Linked DNA regions of Homo sapiens: region 1 is linked to region 2. A link is a loop called in an ENCODE intact Hi-C map of the cell type or tissue named here. Cell type or tissue: ascending aorta. All regions are shown on one strand. Region 1 overlaps KLHDC4 (kelch domain containing 4). Region 2 overlaps JPH3 (junctophilin 3).

Region 1 (5,000 bases), 60 kb after region 2:
TGGTGCAATCTCGGCTCCCTGCAACCTCCGCCTCCAGGGTTCAAGTGAATCTCCTGTCTCAGCCTCCCAAGTACCTGGGATTACAGGTGCCTGCCACCACGACCAGCTAATTTTTGTATTTTTAGTAGAGATGGGGTTTCATCATATTGGTCAGGCTGGTCTCGAACTCCTGACCTCAGGTGATTTGCCTGCCTCGGCCTCCCAAAGTGCTGGGATTACAGGCATGAGCCACCGCCTCTGGTCAGGTGTGTATATTTCTTAACACTCATCTAAGTGTACATCTAAAAGGCATGCATTTTATTGAATTTTATTGTAATTATGTCTCAATAAAACTGATATAAAAATACATGGCAATAAAAAAATACAAAAAGCAAATTTAAAACCTTAAAAATACACACAAATAATACAATCACACACAAATAACACATAAATAACTACAATCAACCTCCCTAGTAATCAAAGAATTTCAAATAAAGCAGAGATACCATTTTATTCTATCAACTTGACAAAGATGTTTAAGAATTAGATTCTTTAAAATACTGCATGTCACGGGACAATGCTCGAAAAACAGCACGTGAAAAGGCAGGTCCAAAGCAAATCCTATCCCAGCTTCTACAGGTAAAAAGGCAGGTGCAAAGCAAATCCTATCCCAGCTTCTACAGGTGAAAAGGCAGGTGCAAAGCAAATCCTATCCCAGCTTCTACAGGTGAAAAGGCAGGTGCAAAGCAAATCCTATCCCAGCTTCTATAGGTGAAAAGGCAGGTGCAAAGCAAATCCTATCCCAGCTTCTATAGGTGAAAAGGCAGGTGCAAAGCAAATCCTATCCCAGCTTCTATAGGTGAAAAGGCAGGTGCAAAGCAAATCCTATCCCAGCTTCTATCGGTGAAAAGGCAGGTGCAAAGCAAATCCTATCCCAGCTTTTATCGGTGAAAAGGCAGGTGCAAAGCAAATCCTATCCCAGCTTCTATCGGTGAAAAGGCAGGTGCAAAGCAAATCCTATCCCAGCTTCTACAGGTGAAAAGGCAGGTGCAAAGCAAATCCTAACCCAGCTTCTACATGGGTGGTTCTCAGTGGTTTTCTTGTCTTAATCGTTTCCTGCATCTCCCAGCAGTCCTCCAGTGAGCAGGCGTGACTTTCACAACCAGAGAGAGGAGCAACAAAACAGACAGGGGTGGTGAGGAGGCGCTCGGGCAGCAGGTGCTCAGAAAGCTCGCAGAGGTGCTTACGCCGGCCACAGATGTGCAGGGCGCCCAGGCACAGAGGAGGCGGGGCACACAGGAATGGCTTTGGGCTGCAACATCAGGCTGAACAGGGTGCGTGTGCTGGGACTACCCAGGGAATCTCCTAGAGCCGCAGGCACCAGGGCAGGGCCTTAAGGAGGGTTGCTGGGCACAGTCACTGCAGCCACTCCCTGGGATCCTCACTGATGACCTGCCTCGCCTCCTACTTAGGAATCCACTCCCTGGGATCCTCACTGATGACCTGCCTCGCCTCCTACTTAGGAATCCACTCCCTGGGATCCTCACTGATGACCTGCCTCGCCTCCTACTTAGGAATCCACTCCCTGGGATCCTCACTGATGACCTGCCTCTCCTCCTACTTAGGAATCCACTCCCTGGGATCCTCACTGATGACCTGCCTCGCCTCCTACTTAGGAATCCACTCCCTGGGATCCTCCGTGGCTTTCACACCCACTCTCTGCCTGGCCCTCCCACCTCTCCACACAGGTCACAGCAACTCTGGGCTGCAAAGGATGGTTACAGCTTCAATCACGCAAGTCAGTGCCTATTTAGATAATGCATTCTTCCTCCATTTATTTTTTGTGCATGTTACACAGCTGTCCCCAAAACCCACTTACAGGGTTTTATGTAAAAGCCCAGAAATGGGCAGGTACCCTAAAAAACACAAGAGGGCCGGGCGCGGTGGCTCACGCCTGTCATCCCCAGCACTTTGAGAGGCCAAGGTGGGCGGATCACGAGGTCAGGAGCTCAAGACCAGCCTCACCAACATGGTGAAACCCTGTCTATACTAAAAATACAGTAATTAGCTTGGCGTCGTGGAGGCACCTGTAATGCCAGCTACTCAGGAGGCTGAGGCAGGAGAATTGCTTGAACCCAGGAGGTGGGAGCTGCAGTGAGCCGACACTGCGCCACTGCACTCCAGTCTGGGCGATAGAGCAAGACTCCGTCTCAAGAAAAAAAAAACACAAGACATCAAGACATGGAATCTCAAACGTAAAAGGAAGCTTGAGTGATCTAATCCAAGTTTACTGAAGTTCAGAGATAATTCACCACATCATCAGGGTGACTGCCAGGAGTCTTCGCTTGCTCCAAGCTGGAGCGAATTCGGTTCTCACTGCTCAAACGCGGGATCCCACCAGCTTCTCTCCTCTAGCACCCTCCATCATATCAGCACCCCTTTCAATGTATCACTGAAAATGACAACCACACCCCTCCATGGAATGTCAACCAGAAGCAATCAGTTCCTTTTTCTAGACACCAATTCTATTAATCCAACCCGGAGTTGGCATGAGCCTTTGGGGTGGCCTCTTCACATAGGGATACCCAGCAGGATCTCAGCTCACTAAGTTTCTTTGGAGTCCTGCAAGCTGGCCTCACTTCACAGTTCCACAGACTCCACAGCAGCTCCATCCCCTCCGGGCTTGGCACCGCAGGGGACAGCACCATCCAGCGGACACACTACACATGAGAGTCAATTGAGAAGAAAACCCCACACATGCGGAGCAAGAAAAGAACGCCCCTCCCCCTCCTGGCAAATTTCCCGATGCCCCCTCCCACTCCTGACGAATTGCCTGACGCCCCTCCCCCTCCTGACGAATTGCCTGACGCCCCTCCCCCTCCTGACGAATTGCCCGACGCCCCCTCCCCCCCAGACGAATTTCCTGATGGATTACTTTATAAGAACAATCTGAGGATCAGACCTTCATTCAAAACTAAACCAGTGCTGAAACCCCGTCTCTACTAAAAATACAAAAAAATTAGCCAGGCATGGTGGCGGGCGCCTGTAGTCCCAGCTACTCAGGAGGCTGAGGCAGGAGAATGGCGTGAACCCGGGAGGCGGAGCTTGCAGTGAGCAGAGATCGCACCACTGCACTCCAGCCTGGGCAACACAGCGAGACTCCGTCTCAAAAAAAAAAAAAAGAAAAAAAAAAAACTAAACCAGTGTGTCTGCATCCAAGTCCGCTTCAAAAAATGACAGAGGAGAACCGAGCGCTGCCACTGCCGTCCCCAACCAGCGAGGGAACACAGGCCTGGGGCCTGCTGCAGCCCCATAGATGGGGCGCCCCCCGCTGCCCTAACTGCGCTGGGGCGGGGCCTCCTTTCACTGCCTGCATGGGAACCCCACCAGAGTCTCATCCTCTGGCTGACACAACGGACTCAATTAACTTTTTGTGGCAGTAGCCAAATATCACCGTTTTCTACCTAAAAGGGGAAAATTTTCTATAAAAAGATTCCACGTCCCTCTTTAGAAAAATAAAGCTACTTTAAAAAGCCCATTTATATTTGAAACCCCAACAGGCTTCTCAAAACTGCTGTCATTCCTAAATACGAAGTCTTAAAAAATCCACATGTCCTCCTCAGCCAGAGGCCTATGGACAGCACAAAATACAGGGGAATGTCGTGGTGGCGGCTGCCTCGAGGCTCAGCAGCTGCGTGCAGGATGGAGCTCCAAGCAGGGCAAGCTGCCAGGCAGTGTCACCACCAGGCCCCTCGACTGGGCCGCTGTGGTGACATTTACAGAAAACTCTACATGCTTAGGGTACAGTCAGAATTAAACACTCTGCATGCAAACGCTTCTCTGAGTTAAGCACTCTGCATGCAAACGCTTCTCTGAGTGACTTTACAGTCTACACCTTACAAAATTATACAACATACAGTCACGCACTGCTTAATGACAGAGACGGGTTCTGGGAAACAACACATCATTAGGCGACCTTGTCATTGTGCTGTCCGAGTGCACGCACACACTTCTGGAAGGCACAGCCTGCCACACGCCTGCACTGACGGGAGAGCCCAATGCTTATAGGCTACAAACCTGGACAGCACAGTACTGTCCCAGACACTCTAAGCCACTGTAACACAATGGCAAGTAGATGTCTCAACACACAGAAGGGAAGTAAAAACACAGTCTGATCATCTTAGCGGACCACCAGTATGTATGGTCCGTCGTGAACAGAAACATCGTGAGGCAGCCCGACAGCAGGACCACTGCTGCACCGGCGGCCTAGAGACATCTGCTGAGCAAAGGAGCAATTCCTGCCGGATCCCTGAGAGTCTAGTGGCTCATCCTCAGACTAGAGAGCCCCTGTCTTTCAAAAGCAGTTACAGCACAGCCAGGGAGAGCCGTGTGCATGCACCTCCCCTACCATTTCAAACACATGCCTTGGAAACTTCGCCCTGCTTTTCCGAGTATCAAGTCCATCAAATAACAAATGATAGTGTAAAGACAGGGCACTTAATCACGTTATGTGGCATGATTAGTAGCCGTCTCCAGAATTCAGGCAACTTATAAACCACACCCTTGTCTCATCTTAATGATTACTACTCAGAGAAAAACCACCATTTGTGTTTATTCTATGCCAGGCACAGTCCTTTTATGTGCATTTATCCTCACAGCAAACTCGTGGTGCAGATATTACCTTTATTCTCATTTTACAGACAAGGAAATCGGCCGGGCGCGGTGGCTCACGCCTGTAATCCCAGTACTTTGGGAGGCCGAGGTGGGTGGATCACCTGAGGTCAGGAGTTCGAGACCAGCCTGGCCAACATGGTAAAACCCTGCCTCTTATTAAAAATATAACATTAGCCAGGCATGGTGGTAGGCACCTGTAATCCCAGCTACTTGGGAGGCTGAGGCAGGAGAATTGCTTGAACTCAGGAGGCAGAGGCTGCAGTGACCCGAGATGGCGCCTTTGTACTCCAGCCTGGGCGACAAAAAAAAAAAAAAAAAAAAAAAGATAAGAAAACCAAGACTAACAA
Region 2 (5,000 bases):
CCGTTTCTAACACGCCGGGAGCCCTGCGCTTTGTCATGGAAACTGGCAAGAGTCCCTCTCCATCCCTCCCTACTCCCAGAAACAAGATGGTCCCAGGCTAACGGGCTTCTCTCTGGCCTGGCCCTGCTCCCAGACCCCCGCTGAGGGTGGTAAACACCCCAGCCGCGCCCTTGGCAGGGGTTCCGTCCCAGGGGCCTCCCTGTTCTCACTGTGAGGGTGGGCATGATGGGCAGCTTTGCGGAGCCTCCTCAGCACAGAGCCGCACATGACGGGGGTGGACAGACTGTGGCCCCACAGCCGTCCATCACTTTCATCCTGTATTGGGGGAGAACGGGGCTTGCTTGAGGTCTGTCCTGGATATTCGTAATGCTGGCATTGACGGGGCCAGTGAAGGCTCTGATTGGTGCGGGTGACGAGGACACAGTCGCAGCAGGCGTAGACCACCAGAGCAGGGTGTCCACGTGGCTGGCCACGTTTAGTTGATAAAAGTGGCATCTATAAATGGGTGGTGGTGCGGAATGGGTGGTTGATTAAATGGTATTGGGCCGCTCAGGTGGCCATTGGGGAAAGGTAAAGCTGGATCCCTACCTCATACCAAAATTATTCTAGGTGGATAAAAAGTTTAAATGTAGGCCAGGCAGTGGCTTGTGCCTATAATCTCAGCACTTTGGGAGGCCGACATGGGCACATCACCTAAGGTCAGGAGTTCAAGACCAGCTTGGCCAACATGGTGAAATGCCATCTCTACTAAAAATACAAAAAATTACCTTTGCGTGGTAGCACGTGCACGTAATCCCGGCTACTTGGGAGGTTGAGGCAGGAGAATCGCTTAAACCCAGGAGGCGGAGGTTGCAGTGGGCCGAGATCGCACCGTTGCACTCCAGACTGGGCGACACAGTGCGACTCTGTCATTAAAAAAAAAAAAAGTTTAAATGTAAAACATAATAAAAGCTGGTTTCCTTACTGCATAAAACACTTCTACAAATCGACAAGAAAAAAAAATCAACCGCACTCTTAATAACAGAAATGTAAATTAAAACTACAAGGAGATAATGCTGGGTTTCACTTGTCTTGGGAGAGATTTAAAAAAAAAAACTGATCTACTGAATTACAGAAGATGCGAGGAAACAGACCCCCTCGTGCTTTGCTCGTGGGGGTGTAAATGTCCTCCCTGGAGAGAAAATTGTGAATCTCTAGCAAAGTTCAGACCCCAGGAACATTTAAACTGCAGCTTTAATTCAACAGCGGCACTTCTGGAAGTATCTTCTGAAGATGGATTTGTGTGTGAAATATCAAATATACAAGGTTGTTATTAGACTGTGAATTCTAATAGGAGAACATGGAAGACAGCCTTCATGTCCATCAGCATGGGCGGACTTCATGTGTTCTGGAACGGTCATTAAAACAAGAGGCTGGGCACGGTGGCTCACACCTGTAATCCCAGTACTTTGGGAGGCTGAGGCGAGAGGATCACCTGAGGTCAGGAGTTCGAGACCAGCCTGACCAACATGGCGAAACCCTGTCTCTACTAAAAATATAAAAATGAGCTGGGTGTGATGGCGGGCACCTGTAATCCCAGCTACTTGGGAGGCTGAGGCAGAAGAATCGCTTGAACCTGGGAGGCAGAGGTTGCAGTGAGCTGAGATTGTGCCACTGTACTCCAGTCTGGGTGACACAGCGAGACTCTGTCTCAAAAAAATAAAATATAAATAAATAATTTAAAAATTATTTAATAAATAAATAGAATAAGAAAGCTGTGTTTGCTGATATGGAACAATCTCCAAGATACAGTGTTAAGTTAAAAAAAAAAACAAAAACAGGCCAGGCGCAGTGGCTCACGCCTGTAATCCCAACACTTTCGGAGGCCGAGGCAGGTGGATCACGAGGTCAGGAGATCGAGACCATCCTGGCTAACACGGTGAAACCCCGTCTCTACTAAAAATACAAAAAATTAGCCAGGCGTGGTGGCGGGCGCCTGTAGTCCCAGCTACTCGGGAGTGTGAGGCAGGAGAATGGCGTGAACCCGGGAGGTGGAGCTTGCAGTGAGCCGAGATCGCGCCACTGACTCCAGCCTGGACGACAGAGCGAGACTCCGTCTCAAAAAAAAACAAAAACAAAAAAAAGCAGGGGCAGAACTGTGTGTGGTGGGCCAACACTTGTGTCCAGGTTTCTAGCATGTGAGAGTGTTTGAAAACTGGAGCCTGTCCTGTGACGGAGTCTTGTGCAGACATGAAAAACAAGAGATATCCTAGTGAGCTCCCAAACAGGGACACCCATGACAGAGTAAAAGCAGAAACAAGTCACAGGAAAAAATATGTAGAGCATAACCCCATTTGTGCGGCAAAAATAAGGTGTGTATGTCGATCACTGCATGGGAGAGGAAGCGAAAGAGAACCACTCAGAATGAAGAGTCATTTTCTGTGGGAAGCTGGACACATGTGGAAGGGTTTGAAGGAGGAGTTTTACTTTCATTCTGTACATTGTAAAATTTTTTCTAAAGAACTTGTGTTTTACTTTTGTATATTTTTATTTATTTATTTATTTTGAGATGGAGTCTTGCTCTGTCGCCCAGGCTGGAATGCAGTGGCGCGATCTTGTCTCGCTGCAACCTCTGCCTCTTGGGTTCAAGCCATTCTCCTGCCTCAGCCTCCTGAGTAGCTGGGACTACAGGCGCCTGCCACCATGCCCGGCTAATTTTTGTATTTTTAGTAGAGATGGGGGTTTCACCATGTTGGCCAGGCTGGTCTTGAACTCCTGACCTCAGGTGATCCACCAGCCTCGGCCTCCCAAAGTGCTGGGATTACACGTGTGAGCCACAGCGCCTGGCCAACTTTTGTATATTTTAAAAATAAAATATCCAGCCACAATCCCTGAGAATAGCTAGGCAGTGGAAGGATGATTTCTACCACCCCATGCCCCACCCCCCAGCTGGCAGAAGCTTTCACCCCCCGCCCCTCCCCCGCCGTTTCCCCGACTCGCTGACCCCTCCTCTGCCCCTGGGCCTTTTGCATCCTGGAGCTCTCTTCCCCTTGCCAACTCCTCCTGCCTCCCAGGCCTCAGCCACGCCTGCTTCCTTTGGGCTGATGCTGAGCACCAACCCAGAGTGTCGGTGCTGCTCATTGCTCCAGTGACCCCGTCCAGACCAGCCTCCCCGTCCAGCCTTCCTCTTGCTCCTGGGCAGGACCTGCCCTGTGCTTTGAGGCCCTGGGGCCTGCACATATCCAGCATGTGGGTGTGCCCTGTCTGTGTGTACCAGGTAAGCGGGCAGATGAGCCCAGCAGACACTGCTGCAGCCGGAGGCTGCCGGCAGCCCGCAGTGGCACAGCCGTGCTGTGGGAGGGCCTTTCTGTGTCTGGGGCTGTGTTTTCCACACTCCCCCTCTGGCTTTTACTGTTTTGCTCCGGGAGTGTGGCTTTCTAGAGTTTTGTCTGATTTTATAGCAGAGTTTCTGTTAACTCAAAAAGGGACTCCACAGTGAAGGTTTAAAGGTGGTCCCAGCTGCAGCAGGAAGCAGGTGTGGGGTGCCTGCTGCCCAGGCCCTGTTCCCCAGCACTGCTTCTGACCCAGGAGGGGCTGGGGAGAGGACCACTATTCCTCACCTTTCATACACCCACTCCCATCCTATTTCGCACCCCTTCCTCCAGGCTGCCTGCACCTCTGCCCTGCTGGCCTTTCGCTCTGTAATTCCTTTCTGAAAGAAATGTTTTCCATGAAACAACAACAGCAAGAAGAAAGCAGATCAGCTGTTGGCAGGAGCTGGGAGGAGGGATGGGGAGGGCAGCTGATGGATATGGGGTTTCTGTCGCAGGCGACGAAAGTGCTGTAAAGTTAGATCACGATGGTGGTGACCCGCCTCAGTAAATGTGCTAAAAACCAGTGAATTATACTCTCAACAGGAGTGTAATTGCTGTCTTCTTAGAACGTGTGGCCATGGAAATGTGCTCTTTTTATGTGTTTACCTTTGTATCAGCCGTCTTCTCAATGAGACCAGAATCCCTATCAGAGCAAGGACCTTGTTTGTGTCTCCCTTTTCCTCTATGTCCTAATATACAACAGTGTGTTTAGCTTGTAGCAGACACTCAATTTAACAACATCTTTTTGAACGAGTGGATCCATAAATGCATTAAGTGGCTCTGTGACTTCAGACTCTTCTTCAGGTTTACGGTATATAAATATATCATTTACGGTACCTTCATTTATGGTATATAGGTGATATTTTAGCCGGGGTGCAGTGGTTCACACCTGTAATCTCAGCACCTTGGGAGGCAGACGCAGGTGGATCACGAGGTCAAGAGATCGAGATCATCTTGGCCAACGTGGTGAAACCCCGTCTCTCCTAAAAATACAAAAATTAGTCAGGCATGGTGGTGCGCGCCTGTAATCCCAGCTACATGGGTGCCTGAGGCAGCAGAATCCCTTGAACCTGGGAGGCGGAGCTCGCAGTGAGCTGAGATCACACCACTGTACTCCAGCTTGGGTGACAGAGCAAGACTCCATCTCAAAAAAAAAATTGTTATCTCAGCCAGGCACAGTGGCTCACACCTGTAATCTCAGCACTTTGGGAGGCTGAGGCAAGTGGATCACATGAGGTCAGGAGTTCAAGTCCAGCCTGACCAACATGGCGAAACCCCGTCTCTACTAAAAATACAAAAATTAGGCCAGGCGCGGTGGCGCACGCCTGTAATCCCAGCACTTGGGGAGGCTGAAGTGGGCGGATCACGAGGTCAGGAGATCGAAACCATGGTGAAACCCCGTCTCTACTAAGAATACAAAAAATTAGCCGGGCGTGGTGGCGGGCGCCTGTAGTCCCAGCTACTCGGGAGGCTGAGGCAGGAGAATGGCGTGAACCCGGGAGGTGGAGCTTACAGTGAGCTGAGATCGTGCCACTGCAATCCAGCCTAGGCGACAGAGTGGGACTCCATTATACACACACACACGCACTATATATATATACACACACACACACACACACACACACACACACACACACACAAAAAAAA

Evidence for each region. Hi-C counts contacts between places; a loop is a spot of excess contacts. Peaks named below come from ENCODE experiments on the same cell type or tissue, not always from the same donor. Only the 100,000 strongest peaks of a DNase experiment are listed, where the experiment ranks them.
Region 1: a loop joins it to region 2, with 4 times the contacts of the local background. A loop is called at or near these places in 2 of 110 quality-filtered maps.

The regions. Positions count from the first base shown.
Region 1 is chr16:87,732,153-87,737,152 of GRCh38, forward strand. All of the region lies in intron 5 of KLHDC4 (kelch domain containing 4), which reads right to left. LOC124903752 (a long non-coding RNA gene) reads right to left here. Exons shown (of 2, transcript XR_007065174.1): 1 at 1,636-5,000; 2 at 292-1,584. Among named protein-coding and RNA genes, the nearest start is that of KLHDC4, 31 kb to the right of the region's middle. In ascending aorta, no CTCF peak of the experiment used is centred here; no DNase peak of the experiment used is centred here.
Region 2 is chr16:87,672,234-87,677,233 of GRCh38, forward strand. All of the region lies in intron 2 of JPH3 (junctophilin 3), which reads left to right. Among named protein-coding and RNA genes, the nearest start is that of JPH3, 72 kb to the left of the region's middle. RefSeq lists an enhancer at 3,264-3,812. In ascending aorta, no CTCF peak of the experiment used is centred here; no DNase peak of the experiment used is centred here; H3K27me3 peaks cover 264 bases.